Linked DNA regions of Mus musculus: region 1 is linked to region 2. The links are chromatin loops, found by intact Hi-C in ENCODE. Cell type or tissue: gastrocnemius. All regions are shown on one strand. Each heading gives the region's core, and the rest is flanking DNA. Links, peaks and the distances in the headings are about the cores only. Region 1 overlaps Mn1 (meningioma 1). Region 2 holds the start of Gm36223 (a long non-coding RNA gene).

The links. Hi-C counts contacts between places; a loop is a spot of excess contacts. Peaks named below come from ENCODE experiments on the same cell type or tissue, not always from the same donor. Only the 100,000 strongest peaks of a DNase experiment are listed, where the experiment ranks them.
Region 1: a loop joins it to region 2, with 2.6 times the contacts of the local background. A loop is called at or near these places in 7 of 42 quality-filtered maps.

Annotation. Positions count from the first base shown.
Region 1 is chr5:111,432,822-111,442,042 of GRCm38, forward strand. The region is part of intron 2 of Mn1 (meningioma 1); the gene reads left to right. Among named protein-coding and RNA genes, the nearest start is that of Mn1, 20 kb to the left of the region's middle. In gastrocnemius, for the core only: no CTCF peak of the experiment used is centred there; no DNase peak of the experiment used is centred there; H3K27ac peaks cover 3,307 bases.
Region 2 is chr5:111,505,407-111,514,627 of GRCm38, forward strand. Gm36223 (a long non-coding RNA gene) reads left to right here and starts at 3,872. Exons shown (of 2, transcript XR_880575.2): 1 at 3,872-5,439; 2 at 6,561-6,865. RefSeq lists an enhancer at 3,228-5,087. In gastrocnemius, for the core only: a CTCF peak has its summit at 4,447 (motif pointing left); a DNase peak (open chromatin) is centred at 6,955; H3K4me3 peaks cover 1,052 bases; H3K27ac peaks cover 3,509 bases.

The sequences.
Region 1 (9,221 bases), core at 1,863-6,862, 73 kb before region 2:
TTTTTTTCCCCCTAATGAAATTCTTCTCCCAAACAGGAGCAAGTTTCATTTGAACTTGGGGGTAGGATGGATGAGTGTGTTTGGGAGCAGGCAGATGCAGCCAGCACCCCAGCTCCCCGTGGCTGCAGGGGAACCCAGGGACTGACCATGCACGTGTAGGCCGAGACAGGCAGAGGGCTGCATCTGCCCCGGGTGGGTTTCCTTCCTTTTTTCTTGCTGTAGGCTTGGGGTGTTTTTGATGCATTGAGCAATTAGCCCCTGGGCCCTGGCTCTTCCCTTGAAAGTGGCCTCACCTCTCCAGCGTGGGGAGTTTCCATGATTCTCTCTGATTGTGTCTGCCTGCCTGCAGGCCAGCTCCTTTAGAGGTGACAGCTGGGGAAGGACCTGCTTTGTCCTGGGTTCACAGCAAGGGGCTGCACTAGGGGGCCAGGTCCAGCAGTGTCTGCCTGAATGACTGTTCTGGGCAGGGGATCAGGTATAGGAGAGACAACAGCACACAGCGAAAGTGTTTTGTGCTTGTCTCGGCTTCCCTGGGATTGGCTGGTGGGTTTGCCTTACTCAGGTGATCAGGGTGGGAGGCATCGCTGCCACTGAAGAACACGACAGAACCCCAGAACACAGCTCTGTGTTGTCTCCATTCATGAAACAGGGTTAAAGCGAATGCTCTAAGATGGGAGAAACTTAATGCTTGTCTTTAATGGTCCTGTTCTAAGACATCTCCCAGCTGAGAGAACTGCCCAGAGAGGTCAGGCAACTCAGATAAGATCACACAGCATAGCTTCCAGTGAGCCTGCCTGAGGCCTTTTCTTTTTTCACGGGGGTTCGGGGTGGGGAATGGGGGACAGAATCTCATCCAGCTGAGTTTTGTATGGACCAAAGCCAGGTTTCAAACCAGAAATTTCCAAACCTTTCTAGAGTGCCCTAGGACGCACTACCCCGCCCCCCCCCAGGACCTTTCAACCCATGCTGTGCTCACACTCAAAGATTGGTCTGGATTCTGGGGAGGCCTTGATGGCGCTCATCCCTCCAGAGGAGAGACTGTGTTTCAGGCCCAGCTCTCGGGCTTTTTCTGAGCTGTGTGGCGTCTGACATCCTCTTCCTCACTCTCTGACGTGGAATGTTTTCCCCATAGAAGTCCTGTGAAGACTGCATAGTGTTAGGTAACGATGCGGAAGCATAAGCTCTGAAGCCAGACCTGGGTTCAGACCCTATCAGCTCTTCTTCCTACTGTGTGCCCTTGGGTACTTTACTTAGTCTCTCTGTGCTTCTATTGAGGCTAATAATAGTTCTACCTCAGTGAGCTGGCCTTCGGGAGCCCCGCGCACAGCTCCAGCCTTTATTGACGGCCTGCTCTGCCGATCGCCTTTCGTATGAGACCTTCAGAGATGTAAGGCATACTCAAAGCAGTGTTTTCACTGTCCGATCTGAGGGGTCGGGGAAACCGAGGCACGTCGCAGTGTCATGCCATCCCTGCAATAAGGATTCTGCCTCGCCATCAGGCTGGAGGGTGGGGAGACAAGCTGTGTACAGACCCTCTTGTTTGAGCCTGTTGGACAGACCTCATGCAGGCATCGGCGGGCTGGCGGCGGCGCTGTCAGGCACTGTCAAGCACTGCTGGTCGCCAGCAGCTGGATGCACGGAGGTGTTTTTCTTCCTCCTGACAGCAATACCCGGCTGGGAAGCGGTCCCTGGTGTGCGTAATGGTCACACATTCCCCCCCCCCCCACCCCTCGAGATGGAGGAATTCATGAGTTACCCCCGACCCTAGCCTCCCAGTTCTGGGCAAGGAGCCAGAGCCAGCCATAAACAGTCTGGGAGCTGACACTACACCCGCAAAACTCCAGTGTCTAGCACCTCAGGTGGGGCCTCAGCAACCTGCAGAACGGGGCTGAACAGGGAGAGTGATCAGGGAGAGGGGGGAGGCAGAGTGTTGACAGACTGAGGTCTCTCTCTGCTGCTGCTGATGGGTGTAAGGAACGGGGAGGCCTGCGTTGGATCCCCTGTGCTGTGTGACCTTGGGCAGGAGCTCCACCTCCCTGATCACTGGTTCCTTCCCCTGTAGACAGGTGGACTCCTGTGATCTTCTCAAGGGTGGGTATTGGCTGAGCAGCGGAGAGGTGGCAGAGAGTTTGGGGTACTGAATTTGGAGGGAAGGGATGGTTCTCTACCCTCAACACAGTTATGAACCCCAGCGTTCATGGCTGCCATCTGGGCTGTGGTGGCCTCAGGGAGACGTCCCCCAGGGGAATTTTGGCAGCATCTAGATACATCTCTGGTTGTCACCCTGAGTCCAGCTCCTCCTGGAGTCTACTGGATAGAGGACTGGCAGGCTGTTAAACGTTCCACTGTGCGTGTGGTGTGACCCCTTTCTACAACAACAACAACGACAACAACCAAAACTCATCCAGCAATACACATCAGTAGTGCCCAAGAAGCTGAAATACCCCCGGACAGCAAAGAGAGGCCTGGGTACAGGATAAACCTCAGATCATTCAACAGGTGCACACCAAGCCCTCACCAAGCAGTGGGGCCACAGGGACAGCCTCGATCCGGTGCAGTCTGCCTTTTAGGGAAGGAGATAGGCCACTGACAGCAAAACCAGACAGAGTCTCGGGATGAACCAGCCTGGAAATGAGGAGGGATAGGCACAGTGTATATTACAGGGAGGTCTGCTGTAGATGGAGACACATGCTGAGTTCTGGATGGTGAGAAGGAGTGGACTGTGGCATTCTGGGATATCAGATCAAAGCTGCTGATACCCATGGTGTAAGCACTGGAGCTGATGCTTCAGCCGCAGACTTTCTGGATCTGTAACACGGCTTCCCGAGTCTCGAAGTCAGCCAAGTCCAACAGTGCAGGCTCAAAGTAGTACAGCTCAGAGAGTTCAGAGATGGCTGGGGCGGCAGTATTTCATTGTGGGTGTGATGGGAGCCGGGAGGTTTTGGACTCTGGAAGGTGAGAGCCTGCCGTGTCACCGTAGATTTCCAGTTAACTGGGGCTTATTTGAATCCAAGGTATCCAGAACATTTTCTTCGTTCCAAGCTAGGATATTGGTTAGGGAGAGGGAAGGGGAGCTGGGGCACCAAGGCAGTCTAGCATGCCTCACCCGGGAAGTCTGTTGTCCTCTGCTCAGGGGAAGGTAGGATTTATGTGCTGGTCTGGGTGCTGGCCTCTTCTGTTCCGTCCCTCAGCCATTGTTCCTGAGACCCAAGGAGGTCACCAGCAGGAAGGCACAGGCTCCACCCAGGTGGCTGCCCTTGGCTTCCACCTTCTAGAAGCTTCTCTCTCTGTGTCTGGCAAAGGACTGTGAACCTGAGGCCTAAACCTCAGTCTACAGATAGGGAAATCGGGGCTCAGCAGTAGATCATGCGCTGCCCAAGAGCATTCATCTAGGAGGGATGGTAGGCAGACTCACACCGGCTCTTCTGAGCCATGCTTAGGGGAGGGCACAGAAGTGCTCTCCCACACTCCCTGCCTTTTAAGAGTACAGTTTTTGCCCAGTGTTCCCTATAGGCAACAGGGCTGGACCTAGAGCCCTAGGTATCAGTGCCAATGGAGTGTGGCTGGGGCGAAGCCAGCCTTATCTCCTCACTGGGCCTCGGGTATCCAAGACACGGATCCTGGCCTCTCCTGATGATCGGGGAGCTTTTTGTGTGTACAGGGGCACAGGGCCACCCGGGAACAGCTGCTTCCTGTTGATTTCAGGTGGGCCCAGTGCCTGTCACAGATAATACTGAACATAGCAGCACCCTGAGACAGCACCCCGTTGCCTTTGGCCCCTGAAGCTTAGACGCTCTCCAAGATCATCCATCCACCTTTGCCTGGAAGGGAATCTCCATTTCAGCCCATCCACTTACCCTTGCCCACCCCCACCCCCATCTCCTGTGATACACCATGTCTCACCTTCAGCTTCTTACTGGCTTCAGGACCACAATGACTATGGTGGGATTTCCCACATAGCTGTTACAGGCTTTGATGGAGGCGTGGTTTACATCATTGATAGGTAGAATCGGGGACCTGTAGGCATTGAGGAATGTTGCAGAGAGACAGGGGAGCCAGAGATCCTGCACAGTGACCTTGGGCAGGACCAAGGGAGAGATTGGTCTGTAGTTGGGGTTGTGATAATCTCAGGGGCTGGGGTATGGGGCTTCCGAGGTTGGCTGTGTGTTTTCCAGTGCAAGCCAGTACAAAAGTGCATTTGTTGAGGTGTGAGTTATTAGTTTTTGTTCACTTATTACTTGTGTAAATATGTGTGCACATTTCACAGTGTATACCTGGAGGTCGGAGGACAACTCGTCGAGGTCAGTTCTCCCCCTCAACTATGTGTCCTGGGGGTTGAACTTAGGCCGTCAGGCATCAAGGCCAGTGGCTTCACCCGCTGAGCCATTTTGCCGGCCCAAATCCATTTGTTTTTAAACCCCCTGCTCCGTGCAGCTGCTTCTTCGATCTCTGCTTGTGTGGGCTTTGGAGAACCTGCCCCTTGCTAATGTGAGGGAACTGCTGTAGAAGATCCCCTGGAGGTTGCTAAGAACATCTCACAGGCATTGCTGGCGGTGTGCGGGTGTGGGCAGTGAAGACACAAGCCAGACAGCTCTTAGTCACAAGCCCATCCTTGCTGCTTGTCACCCACCCCAGTCACCAGGACGTGATGGGAGAGGCACCGTGTAGGTCTTCCCTCTTCTGAGACATAGCCCAGGCTTGCCTCAAACTCACACTCTCAAGGCTGGGGCTGAGCTGACCAGGGATGGATGCTCTCCCTTCTTTAGAAGCCACACCAGCATGTTCTTTCACCCTCCCCCTGTCCCCATGAATATGTACTCCAGACAGCCAGGCTTGTGTCATTTTGACTGCCAGGGTGGCTTGGAGAGATCAAGGCTATTGAGGAGCCTGGAGCCGTGCAGTGTCAAGAAAGAACAGCCCGAGCACAGTGATGCACAACCCAGGGACTGAGGTTCCCCCACACCTTCCTCTAGGCCAGCTGTTCTCAACCTGTGGGTTGAGAGCCCTTCGGGGGACCAAGTGACCTTTTTCCACAGGGGTCACATATCAGATATCCTGCCTCTCAGATATTTACGTTACGATTCATAACAGTAGCAAACTCACAGTTATGAAGTAGCAAGGGAAATAATTTTATGGCTGGGGGTGACCCCAACACGAGGAACCGTGTTAAAAGGTCACAACATTGCTTTAGGCACTGTCCCCTGCCTGCCCTGGTCCTGCTAGGTAGCCTCCCACCTTGTTAGGCTTCCCCGTGCATTCTCTTGGTTTTTATTATCATTTAACAGGGTCGGGTTAGAAATCTATGTGACCAGGCTTGCCTGGCTGCATTTGAAGACAAGCAAGTACCCACAGTTTTTAATCGGGGAGGGGGTCCTGGCAGAAATCACATTAAATATATCATCATCTCTATCTCCAAATAAAGGTGGCCTCAACTGACCTGAGCACCCCCCAGCATGGGGCAGCTCATGTTCAACCTCAGAGTAGCCACCACCCCTGCCCGGTAATTGGCCCAAAGCATGCCAGCCCCAGCTGATCCTGGGGATGCCTGAGCCCAGATCTGTCTTGGGTTTGCTTGGGTGGAGCTCTCCAGGAGGAAAGCTAGAGCTGGTCTGTCTTCATTCTGTGTGCCTCTTCCCTTCTCCAGAAGGTCCTGTCTCCTTTGTGATGCTTTCTCTTCACTTTCAAATGGACCGCTAGCACCCCTGGGGTGGAGCTGAGGGGTAGGGGTGGGGGTAAGCCTTGGCTGCTCTGGGTGTGCTGGAAGAGAGCTCAGCCCTGCCCCTGCCAGGGACTCTGGGATGCGGGATCCCCTCCCACCCTCCTTATCCTTGGACACTGAGCCAAACCTGAATTGTGGAAATGGCGGTTTGCCTTAGTGGAAGGTTTTCCCTTCCTGCAGGCACTGATGGTGGCCACCACTCAGACATGATTTTGTAGCACAGGCTAGGCCTCATTCACTGTTTCAAACTGGCAGGCTGGCCAGGCTCAGGTGACGGAGGTCAGTCCTCTCTGCAGGCTATCCCAGTAGGGAAACTGAGGTCTGGCAGGCAGTACTGGGCTCAGCCTCCCAGCATCAGATAGGTAGGTTGGGTGGAGTTGGGTGCGGCTTCCCCAGGTCTCAGTCCTCAAATCTCTCTGCACGCTCTGCCCACACACCATGCCCGCAAACAAGCCCACCCAGCAGGCCCCTCCCCACAGCAACACCCCGCTCATAGCCACGCCCACACACTAATACCTCACATGCCTCGCCTCCCCCCCCACGCCCTGCCACTCACACCACCAAATTCCATAAGAGGGACCTAGCTATTCTGTAGTCACCTAGTGGGGCTGTGAGCACACAGTGGGGGGCTGCAGGCATATAGTTACTATCAGTGTCCTCATAACCGAGACCCATTTTACAGACAAACAGACTGACCTAGGCTAGCCTAGGGTAACACAAAGCTCTGGCCTGCAGAGGTCACCAAATCAGAGGTGGGTGGGGTTTCCGGATGGAGAGCTGCCAGGGCGACTGGTCTGTCTGTAATTATGGGTGCGTGCTGTCTCCAGACCTCAGTTTCCCCATCTGAGCACTGGGAAGATGGTAGTGTCAGGTCTTAGGGGAAGAAGGACCTGGTAGGGTTATCCATCCTGGGCTACGGGTAGTTGCTACCGTACACGCTTAGCCTCAGTTTCCCCATTCATTCAAGGCCTGCACTGAGGCATAGGAAGAGCCAGAATGGTGTCTGGGAGCCTGGGTTCGAATCCTATGGAGCCCCATGTAAACCACTTTTTCCCCACTGAGCTGGGTAAAGCATGGCATGAACAAGGCTAGCCTGAGCTCTTCCAGGACACAATCCATAGCCCAGTGCAGCCTGGGAAGATTTGCATTGGCAGAATCAGACCCCAGCCTCCCACCCCCAATGTGGTTTCCGGTCCCTCCCACGTGGTTTCTGGTCCTCCACCCACTGCTGGACATGGTTTCCTGTCCCTTCTCCCTCCCTCTTCAGTTGCTCAGCGATTCCCTGGGATGAGTGTCCCTGGCCTCGGGAAGCAGCCCTGGGACCAAGGTTTCCAAGGGTTCCCTTTTCCTTCTGCTTCTCTATGGAGCTCTGGCAGGGCCGGAAGGGGTCTGCAGCTTGGGCAGGGCAGCCTGTTTGGGGTCTCGTTTGTTTGGGCTCCACCGTTGTGTGAGGCCTCTTGGGGCAGGCTGGGAAAGCCAGACCTTCCTCGGTCTCATGATTTCTAGTCCGGCCCTGAACTGGGCCCAGAGTAGTTGGGAAGCCCTAGCCTACGAGCTACAGGCCTGGTGACAATGATGATGATAGTGATGATGGTGATGAGGGTGAGAGCTAGCGAGATATCTGCTATTATTATTTCTGACATCACCATAAACATTACTATCATCATCATCACAGTCACCGTCATCATCATCGCCACCGTCTCCACCGCCATCACCACCCTTCAGCCCCTGCATCTCCAAGATTCCACTGAGTGATTTTACCACCCAGGGCTTTCACTGGGGAGGGGGCTGTGAGGTTCATTGTTTTCAGAGGGATAACCTGGACTGACTTTAGGCCAATATGTAGCCCAGGCTGGTCTTCCTCCTCCTGCCTCAGCCGTGGTTCAGCATGTGATGTGCACACTTCCTGTGAGCCTACTTTGGCTTTGTGGCTTGTGGTTCTGGGGATCGGTGAGGTCACACATTCAGCACCGAGTATTAACTGAGATGGACTGTCATGGTGGCCGGTACCCATGTGGGGCTGAACCCTGAGCCAGGTCCAGTGACTCCAAAGATGTCCTTTGACCCTAAGGGTGTCCTGTGACCCTGATACTCCACCATGGGGTGGAGACTTCTTGTCAGGAGAGACACTTGTCACAAGCTAGCCCTCGGCTGACTGGTTTATAGCAGTTTATCCCGGCCTCATGGCTGTGGCTTCCATGGGACAGCCTGGCCTAGCCTGGTCGGTTGTAAAGGACTGACTGGGTGGAGTCTCGTTTCTAAATCTCATTTAATTTAGAGAAGCCAGGGACGATGGTGTACGTTCGGGGATGAGAGGTGGGTAACATCGGGACACCCCGACTCTGGCCTCTAGACAGTTTGCTGCAGACACTGCATGTGTAGACACTGTGTGTGCAGACACTGCATGTGTAGACACTGTGTGTGCAGACACTGTATGTGCAGACACTGTGTGTGTGTGTACACTGTGTGTGCAGACACTGTGTGTGTAGATACTGTATGTGTAGACACTGTGTGTGCAGACACTGTGTGTGTGGACACTGTGCAGACACTGTGTGTGCAGACACTGTGTGTGTGTGTACACTGTGTGTGCAGACACTGTGTGTGTAGATACTGTATGTGTAGACACTGTGTGTGCAGACACTGTGTGTGTGGATGCTGTATGTGCAGACACTGTGTAAACACTGTGTGTGCTGAGTTCTCGCTGACCCTTCAGTCTACACAAGGCACGTGGGAGTGAACACGGCACCCATTGCTGGGAAAGTTAGCTCTACTGATGCACTGCCAACCTTCCCACACCCCTCCCCCGTTGACCTCCCATGCCGACCTCTCCCCCAGAGCTGGGGACCCATGCGCCTGTCTGAGGTCAATTTAAATATCACTCAGAACTCAGATATCTTCTCCGAGATCCATGCTGTAGCCAGGCAGGGTGGGCAGGGGGGCCTTCCCAGAGCAGAGGACATGGCTACCACCTGCCAGCCATGGCCAGGTCTAGCCTGCGCTCTCTCTTCTCCCTCTCTGGATCTAAAGCCCAGGAGAATGTTCTAGGATTCAGGCTCTGAGGCAGGGCTGTTGATGTGTGCGGGTTCTGGGAAGGGTGTGGGTGTCCCCGACTGTGAGCCTGGGGGAGCACCTGACTGTAAGCCTGGGGGGGAGCACCCTGACTGTGAGCGTGAGAGAGCACCCCATCTGTGAGCCTGGGGGAGCACAGTAGGCCCTCAGGAAGTTCTGTGTCTTCAGCCATCATCAGTCTTCTGCAGGTTCCTAGTCCTATTGTCCTGGAGGCTCAGAGCGATGGCAAGGCTTCCTGACTGTGGGGCTTTGATAGGACCTGGCAAATTACAAGACCTACTGTGTGCAATACCTGAGCCAGTCCAGCCAGCAGAAGACAGGCCCTTGGTATGTAGAAATCCCACCGTTGGGTTATATGGACCAGTATGAGAAATTGGGGAGCCCTGTTATAGTACGGGGGGGCACCGGGTACCACAAGGGGCATAGAGCAGTC
Region 2 (9,221 bases), core at 2,318-7,317:
TCTGTCCTCCTGCCGTGTGGTGAAACGTCCAGTGGCCAGGTTTGGAGCCAAGAGCCTTGACCTCTTTTGCCATCTTGCTGGCCCAATGTCTTTGCTAAACTGGGAAGGCGATTTGGTCAACATGGATATTCTGTGTTACTTTATGAGATCAAAACACCTTATGGAGAAGGTAGCAAAAGCTACCAGAGGCTTTCTGGATGACCTCAGACCAGTGTCACCTGGCTGGTCACCCCATCTGTACCATGATGTGGTGGTGGGCAGAGTTGAGGCTCTCTTTTGGCAGGCATTGGATAGAGATAGAGACCAGGAAGTCAGCTCAACACCCCAGGCTATAGAAGGGGATATGACCCACCATACCTTCATCTCTGGACCCATGAGCCCAAGGCAGGAGCCAGTCTTGGCTACATAGCAAAACTCTGACATAGTAACTAAATAACAACAACAACAACAGTAAAAGAAAACAGGAAGTTGAGGAAAAGACTGAATCGTGGCCAGGAAAGCCACTTTATTGAAGGTGGCTGTTAGCAGGAGGAGCCGGAAGTGCATACAGGCAGCAGGGTTGCTACGTCTGAATGGGGACAGGCAGGAGACAACTTCCCCAGCAAGTTGGCTTCCAGAGAGCACAGGTGGAGAAGCTGTGGGGTGGGCCTTGCATCCTCTGGAGGCAGACCAGAGGCCTAGAGAGCAGATGATGTGCAAGCCACAGGCAGGCTTTCCGGTCAGCATCGAAAGATGTTTGCTCATATTTTACAGGGTATTCACTAGGCCCCAGGTGTCGTAGATCTGCAGGTGCATGGCTAGGAGAGTGAGCACACTGGGCCTTATGTGGCTGAGCAGAACCTTCCAGAAACGTGAATGCCCAGCTGGAAGGAGCTTCCTTTGATCTGTGAATTCCTCAACTTCCCCCTCACTACCCAAGGGCCTTCAGGCCCACCTGCTCCCTATAATTATTTAGAAGACCCACAAATGAGCCTGGAGTTTTGAATCCAACCTTAGACGACATGGAAGCCACAGATGCCACCCTTCATGTTATGGCCTGGAACTCTCCTTCCGTATCAAAGCCCTCAGGGTCCAGCAGGCTTGGGAGCCCAAGCTGTAGACACGTGTCCCCAGGCACCTCCCAGCCACTTGCGCCCTTCTGCAAACACACAGAGCTTGTGATTGATTCTCTGAGTTCTTCACACAGCCGGGCGGGGCTGGCTGAATGGGCCGCGTGCAGCCCAAAGGCCCGGCTGGAACCTTGTTGCTGCCCTCTGCCCCGGAAGTCGTTTGTTTGTTTTGAGAGACAGCCTCTTCTGTCCAGCTTGGAAGGCTACTACTGCAGGCCTCCCTGGGACCAGCCATCCCGGCTAAAGCAACAAAGACCCTCTGATCGGAGGCTGGCCAAGGGCCTGGTTGCTCAGGTGTAGACATGGGTCAGTTGGAGCTCAGGAAGGAGTGGTGGGCTCTCCGGCTGAGGTGGCCTTTGCATGGTCTGTGGATAAGATTTCCACACAGTGGGGATGCTTCCCTGCCCCCACCCGTCTCTTCTTTCTGAATTAAGAGTCAGCTGTTGCCACTCCCTGTGCCCTGGCTCTATCTAACTCAACAGCAGGCTCTGCAGTTGAACAGTCCTGGCTCAACTCCAGTCTTGGCCAGCCTTGCTTGCTCCAGCTTCCTTATCTAGCCAGGGGCGTGGAATAGACAAAGCCAGCCTTGGAGGTAAACCAGGAGCATTCCCACCCCGTGAATGAAGAGACATTTACCGTCTCCTTTTCTTAATCACTGCCACCTCGCTTCTGCCCCATCTGGATGTGTCCTATGGAGAGGACAGCGGTGGCCTGAGAGACCTTCTCTGGTCTAGAACCACCTGCACTTGGGTTTCTCAAGCTTTGGTCAAGTTATGAACTCCCATGGGAACTAGACTCAGTTTCTCTTTTCTGTGTGCTTCCCACATGCCTGGTAGACAGAGGTGACTGTATAAATGATACAAGGGGAGTAGTGAAAACTTCTTGGTCCAGATTTTGTTGCGGCTTTGATAGAACCTGTGTGGCCTTTGTCTGCTGAGAGATCTGGACCAGGGAGCCTGGGAGGGGAGAGACTGTGGGATGCACAGGTCCTCTATAAGAGCAACCTGTGCTCATAACTGTTGAGCTATCTTTTCAACCGCCAGCATTTTTTTTTTTTTTTTTTTACTGTGGAAACTCTGAGGCTTTCTACTGTCTCCATAGTCCAGCCTCTGAGGGGAGCACAAATGGGAAGAGAGGGTCAGTGGTGCAGCCATGGCTTTGTGGACTGATCAGCCCCTCTCCTGCTGGCTATCCTGTGCCCTAGGAAGACACCTGCTCTCCCTTCCCAGCATCTCCTTCCCTTTCCTCTTTCCCTTCCTTTATTTGCCTAGTAAATATGGAAACAGTCCCACACACCCATCTGGCTATTCCATTTATCCATTAGATGATCATCTCTCCATCACTCACCCGTCTGCCCATATACCTATCCGTTCATTCACCTACCTGTTTATCTGTCCAACCATCCTTCATCAGTCCGTCACCCATCCTTCCACCCCTCATCCATTTATCCACCCATTCACGCATCCTCCATCCCTCCACCAACCCATTTCTTCATTTACTCATGTTTATCCATCCACTTAGCTACTACCCAGTCACCAACCAACCCATCCATCCATCCATCCATCCATCCACCTACCCACCCACTCATCCCCCATGCCCCCATCCATCCAACTAGACTTCCATCTACCCATTCACTCATCCACTCACCCATCCACCCACCCACCCATCCATCCACCCATCCACCTATCTACCCATCAATTCATCCTCTCTCTCTCTCTCTCTCTCTCTCTCTCTATATATATATATATATTATATAGCCAATCCATCCATTCATTAATCCACCATCCATCCATTAATCCATCCATGCATTCACCCGCCCATCCATCCATCCATCCATCCACTCATAATCCACCTATCTACCTATCCAGTCATCCACTAATCCATTGTTTAACTATCCACCCATCCATCCACCTACCTAATATCCATCCTTCCATCCATTTGTTACCTCTTCACCCATCTAGTCATCAAAAGCATGGTCTGAGTTTGGCTAGGCATTGTCCCAGGTCTGAGGAGGAAAAACAAGCAAGCCCTGGTTTTGCCCTTAAGGGGGATCTGACAGTGTGTTACTGTGTCATTGGATAGGGACAGTTAAGGGACTGTGGGTCTTGAGGAAGGACAGAGGGCAAGAATGTCCATGTGTCAACAAATCACCCAGTACTGCGGCTACACTGCAGTCAGGGTGGGCTTCCTGGAGGAGTGAGGGATGGTGAGGACCTTGTTGTAGAGAGATATGGAGAGGTTAAAGGGGAGGAAGGGTCCTGGCCAGTGAGACAGTATGGGCAAAGCTCTGGGGACAGGAGAAATGCAGGAAGGGCGGGAAATGAAACACAGCAGTACCAACTGCCCCCCCCCCCCGCTCCCCTCTCAGTGTGTTTGCTTAGGGGGTCTTTCAAACACCCATCTGGTTTACAGGCAGAAAGACTGAGGTTCTTGGAGCTGGGAGGCAGATAGCCTTATCATGCTCCTGTTGCAGGAGACTGTGCTCTGCCCCGGGAGACCCTCCGGAGCCCTGGGGGAGGGAAGCTGGAAGGCCCTGGGGAGGCCTGTGAGGCGGGTGGGGCGTGGGAAGACTTCAGACTGCTGTGGGATAGCAAGGCTTTGCTGTCACTCCTGGTCCCCTCCTTTGTCCCCATGTGTCACCGAAGAACGCACGCAGCCACAATCTTGATAAAGGACGCTTTGTCTGGCAGCCTCGGCGGGGGAAGGGAGAGAGTGGAAGGGGAGGCCCCCGGGCAGGAAAGAGTTACCCCTCCCCTCTGGCTGGCCCCGCCCCCACCTCGGGCTCTGGGCAGGAAACACCTATGCCCCACGAACACCCACATCCTCTGCCGAGCCCTGGATGGGCTTCCTGACTCGGGGTGCGCAGCTTCCCGTTTCTTTGAGCTTCGGTTTCCTCATCTGGAGGGAGTCATCTGTCAGCTCTGTGGATGGGTCCCGGGTTGAGCCACAGAGGCTGTGTGGTCCACTGTGCTGGCCTTAAGGATGGATGAGGGGAAAGCAGTCCCCAGAGGCAAGGTGCTCTCGGTCAGAGTCGCACAGCTTGGCCACGGCGATGTGATACAGCTATATCTCTCTCATGCGTGCCTGAGGGTGAGGGCGGGTGGCAGCCCCTTAGTTGTAGTCTTTGTTTGCAGGTGGCTGGAGCCCTGGGCAGGCTTTTGGCAGAGAGAAACACGTGGCCGTTTGAGAGTTCACTGTTCACTGGAACCTGTGAGGGAGAACTGTGGGTACCTGCTGCCCACATGCACTAGACACGAGGTAGCTGCCACGCAGGTCCCCGTCTGCTCTGTGCCTCGTTTCCCAGGTGTAGATCTGATGTGAGCACCACCTCGTGGTTTTAGAGGGCAGCTTCTATCATTGGCCACCCCCAAGGGTCACTGGGACAATGGTATCTGCTTCTGGCCACACAAAAGACTTTGTTCAAGGTCACAGCTTGGGTGAGCTGGGACTAGCCCAGCCCCTCCAGGCATTCCTGTGGAGGAAGGAAGGGTGTGGGTAGAGGGCTGTGGTCCTGGGGTGAGGAGGTCTTGTGGGCAGGAGGCAGCGAGTGAGCTGCTCTGCCCTGCTGGGCACTATCCTTTGTGAAGGAGCTGTCACACTGGTCTGGAGCTCAGGGACCTGGACCCTTGTCCCTGTCCCTACAGTGATGGATGTGAAACAGATGGGCTTAGTCATGGACCCATGGAAGACTCCCTAGATTTTCCCTAAGCAGCAGCAGCAGCAGCCACCAAGTCAGTCTGAAGCCTAGTTGTCCCCTGCGTTACCCCGAGATAGCCTCCACAGGAAATACAAGCCCAGAGAGGGACATGACTAATCAGGAGCCACACAGCTAACAAGAGACCCACTTCATGACCCCACCCCCACCCCCCAGGCTTTGACTTGGCAGCTGTGAATGGGGTAGAAGGGTAGGTGAGTCCTTCTGGGGAAGGTTTCCCAGGGGAAGGCTTGAATATGTTCTAGGTCTTGGCTGTGGCCAGTCTGTTGGGGGGAGGGGGTGTCTTACTTTAGCTCTGCTGCATGCTGTGTGACCTTGAGAAAGAGAACAAACTGCTCTGTGTTTGTTTCCCCTACACACAGGATGCAGATCTTCACAACGCTTATGTCCAAGGGTTCTGGTGAGAACAGAATGAAGTAGCTGCACTGCGGCACACTCTGTGCTCACTGAAGAACATGGAGGGGGTGCACACACCTGTGATACCATGTGGCAGAAGGAAACCATCTGCCAGTGGTACTTAGGGAGCATGGAGAGCCCAAGGCTGGGGTGTGGCCCCAGTGGCACCCTGGGGAGCCACCCCTCGCACCTGTGACAAGAGAGAGGCTGGAGATGCAGGTAATCCACAGGTAGTGGTGAGGTTCTGCCCAGAGCTAGAGCCAGGTAGGAGAAAAGGCCCTGTGACAGGGCTGGAACGGGATGGGGGAGGGATGACCATGACCACAGCCCGTGCACAATCTGCAGGGGGCCAGAACCCTGAAAGGAAAGGTTAGAAGTGTCAGAAGTCTCCCAAGGCCTAAGGAAGAGTGTTGCACACTCTGGTGGCTGCAGATTTCCGGGCCTCGTGGGAAGTAAATTTAGGGCAAAACAGCAACCAGAAAATGAACTGAAGCTGATGTCATGGTACGTGCCTGCGATTTCAGTGCCAGAAAGTGTGTGTGTGTGTGTATGTGAGTGTGTGTGAATGTGTGTGAGTGTGTGTCTGAATATGTGTGTGAATGTGTGTATGTATGTGTGTATGTGTATATATGTGTGTGTATGTGTGTATGTATGTGTGCATATGTGGATGTATATATGTATATGTTTGTATAAGAATGTGTGTGAGTGTATATGTGGTTGTGTTTGATTATGTGTGTATATGTGTATGTATGTGAATGTGTGTATGTGTGTGAGTGTATGTGTGGCTGTGTGTGAGTATGTATGTATATGTGTGTATATGTATGTGAATGTGTGTATGTGTGTGTATATGTATGTGAGTGTGTGTGTGTATTGTGTGAGTGTGTTGTATATGTTTGAGTTTATGTGTGTATGTGAGTGTGTGGTTGTGTGTGAATGTGTATGCATGTGAATGTGTGAGTATGTGTGTGTAGTGTGAGTATGTGTATGTATGAGTATGTGTGCACTGTGAGTGTGTATGTGTGTGTGAGAGAGAGAAGAGAGAGAGAGAGAGAGCAAGCGAAACTTTTCTGTTTGTCCTTCTTTGTCTTGGGTATATCTGCCATGTCCTCTTGGCTCTCACAACACATAACTTCAAGGATAAAAATAAGTATTTGCAAGGCAGTGATGGCCACAGGGTCCTTTATCCCCAAGGATGGCTCTGATCCAGTCCATTTTGTGGATGAGAAAAGAGAGTCTGGGGGAGTGACCCACACTGGCATCGCCACTTCCGACCTAGACACCTATCTCGTCTCCTGAACTGTGTCCACCCGCTTCTTGTGCTCTCTCATTTGTCTCCATAGAAGAGTCTGAGACCATCTGAAGGAATCCTGTGGATCTGCTAATAAACATGCAAAGGGGAAGCTTCACGGCCCTGGGCAAGGACTAGCAGCGTCTACACATGTGCTGCCTGCTGCATAGGGCTTTGCTCAGAGCCTCCGTGCTTCCCCGACTGGGAGTGCTACTCTGACACACCCCCTCAATGTCTGTGGCTTGGCGCAGGCATAAAAAAAAATCAAACCACTGTCCCCTGAACTGCTCAAGATCCTCTGCTTTTTTTCTTTTCCACTAAGGAGACTAATAAATGGCCAGCCACTTGACGTGATCATTAAGGGCTTCAGTGAGCTGTGTGGGCACCGTTCCCTCCCGCTCTGGCTGGCCTGAGGCGTCAGCCATAGAGGATGGCAGAGATTAATAAAGTCCTTGTGGGGCCGGCCTCTGGGGAGAGGGGGCTGTGAGAGGTAGGCACACTCTTGTAACCACTATTTACAGCGATGGTCACAGGAGATGCCATGTGGTGCCAGCAAATTCTAGGCAGCTTCTTTCAGACGGGACTTCCAAGAGCACTGCAGCCAGGGTGAGTGGTAAGTGGTCAAGAAAGAAAGGTGCACGGGATGTCGTAAGTCCGGGTGTTGCACTCAGGGGAGGCTCTGCCCCTGCATGTGTGAGATATCCTGGCAGAGGGCAGAGACTGGAGCCTCTCTGAGGGGAGGGGGCTGGGGGTAAACAAACCCAGGGTAGGTTCCAAGGCCAGGCAAGTACTCTTACAGTTCATTCAGAGTGGAGCACCAGACCTAGCGACCTCCAGCTGGACCTGTCCCTAAAGTTCCTCCCCTTTGCTCCTCTTCCCACCTTTCCTGTTCTCTCCACACCCCTTCCCTTCTTCCCTCTCCACATCCCACACACCTTCCCTCCTTCTCTTCCTCCTCCTCTTCTTTCAACTCCTCCCCGTCCCCTTCCCCCTCTCCCTCCTTTCTCTTGCTCTTCCTTCCCCTCTTCTTTCTTTTCCTCCCCTTCTCTCCCTCCTCCTCTTCTCTCTTCTCTTTCCCCTCTTCTCTTCCCTTTCCTCCTCCCTCTCTCCCCTTCCCATCTCTACTTCTTCTTCATTCTCCCCTCCTCCTTTTCTTCCTCCTCCCCTCCTCTTCCTCCCCCTCCTCCTCGTTTCTTCTTCAACAGTATCTGTCTGGATATATTGCCCAGGTTGTCTCAGAACTCACCATGTGATCCTAGGAGGATCAAACATGTGATCCTCCTGCCTCAGCCTCCCAAGTACTGGGATTACCAATGATTTCCACTACCCTGACATTGGTCACTTCTTACTACTATGACAAGGGGACCAAGTATCAACATGCAAACCCTTAAAGCAAAACTGCAGCAGATGGTGACAGTCACAACCCCATCTGTGCTCAGGCTTTGACTATCAGGCAGTGGCCACAGATCAGTTGGAAGGACACAGGCTGCCTCCTCTGGGAGGATCTGAGCTACCTTCTCTGCACTCAGCTGGATGCCCAGTGCCCACACAACACTGGTGCTCATGAGTAGCTAGCCCCAGCCCTAAGGATTGACCTTAAGGAAGGGTTAGGGATGCCTCTCTTGCCACAGAGAATAGGACCAGCTCAGTTGAGCCCTGCAAACCATCCTTGCATCATGTCACCTTGTGCAGGGACAATGGGGGCCAGGCTGGCTTCACTGTCATCACAGGAGAGGAGCCAGTTGGTCAGGACCATCTGAGTCAGGCCAGAGACCATGGAGGTTTGTACTCCTCCTTCACGCCATGCTCTGGGGCTCTGAGTGCTTACAGTCACGAAGCCACATGTCCAGGCTGACACAGGTGACCAGGGGTGCCACTGGGGATCGATTGATCAGGTCTTCTCAGATCCTGATGGTCTTACCACAGACTCTCTTCCTCTATTCCCAGGAGGCTCCTACTGCACAGGGAAGGGTGCTCCATCTGGTAGGGACAGCATCCACCTAGTGCTATGTTGGAGAGGCCAAGATTTTTCTCTAATGGCCTCACACTCCACAACAGCTCACCCCTTTGAAGCACAGACCCAGAGAGCGTAGCAGATTCAAGACCCGTGCAAACACCAACACAATAATTTTAGAATGTTTTTTTTTTCCACCTCAGAAAGAAACCTCAAATCTTTCCCCACTTGGCCCAACCTCCTTCTCCACCTCCACCCCCTCACAATCCTGGCAACCAGGAATCTGCTGTCTCTAGAGATCTATTTTTGGAATTTCATCTAAAAACATCATAGAATACACAGAGGCACCTCTCACTTACAGCAGTGTCTGTAAGTCTGTCGGCATTGCTGCCTGTCCAGCGCTTGGCTCCATGGCCACTCGCTATCCCACTCTATAGACAGAGCTCATTCTCCTCCCTTGGCAGCGACTTTTGCTCTTTCTTTTCCTAGCCACTATGGTTTATGCTTCCATGGAACCAAGTTTTCTTTTCTCACGGTAGTCCCGTGAGTGAGCTTCTGGGGTTGGTGGCCATTGTGCGGCTGGTGGGGAGATACCAGACTGTTTCCCAAAGGGTCCTTTTATTTTGTTTTCTGGAGGCTGAACACATGCACGCAGCGGCCGGGGGCTCCTCCGCTGAACCAGAGCCCTGCCTGTTGAAGTTCCACTTAGAGATAAAGTAGCTCAGGCTGGCTTCAGACTCACAATCCTCCTGCCTCAGC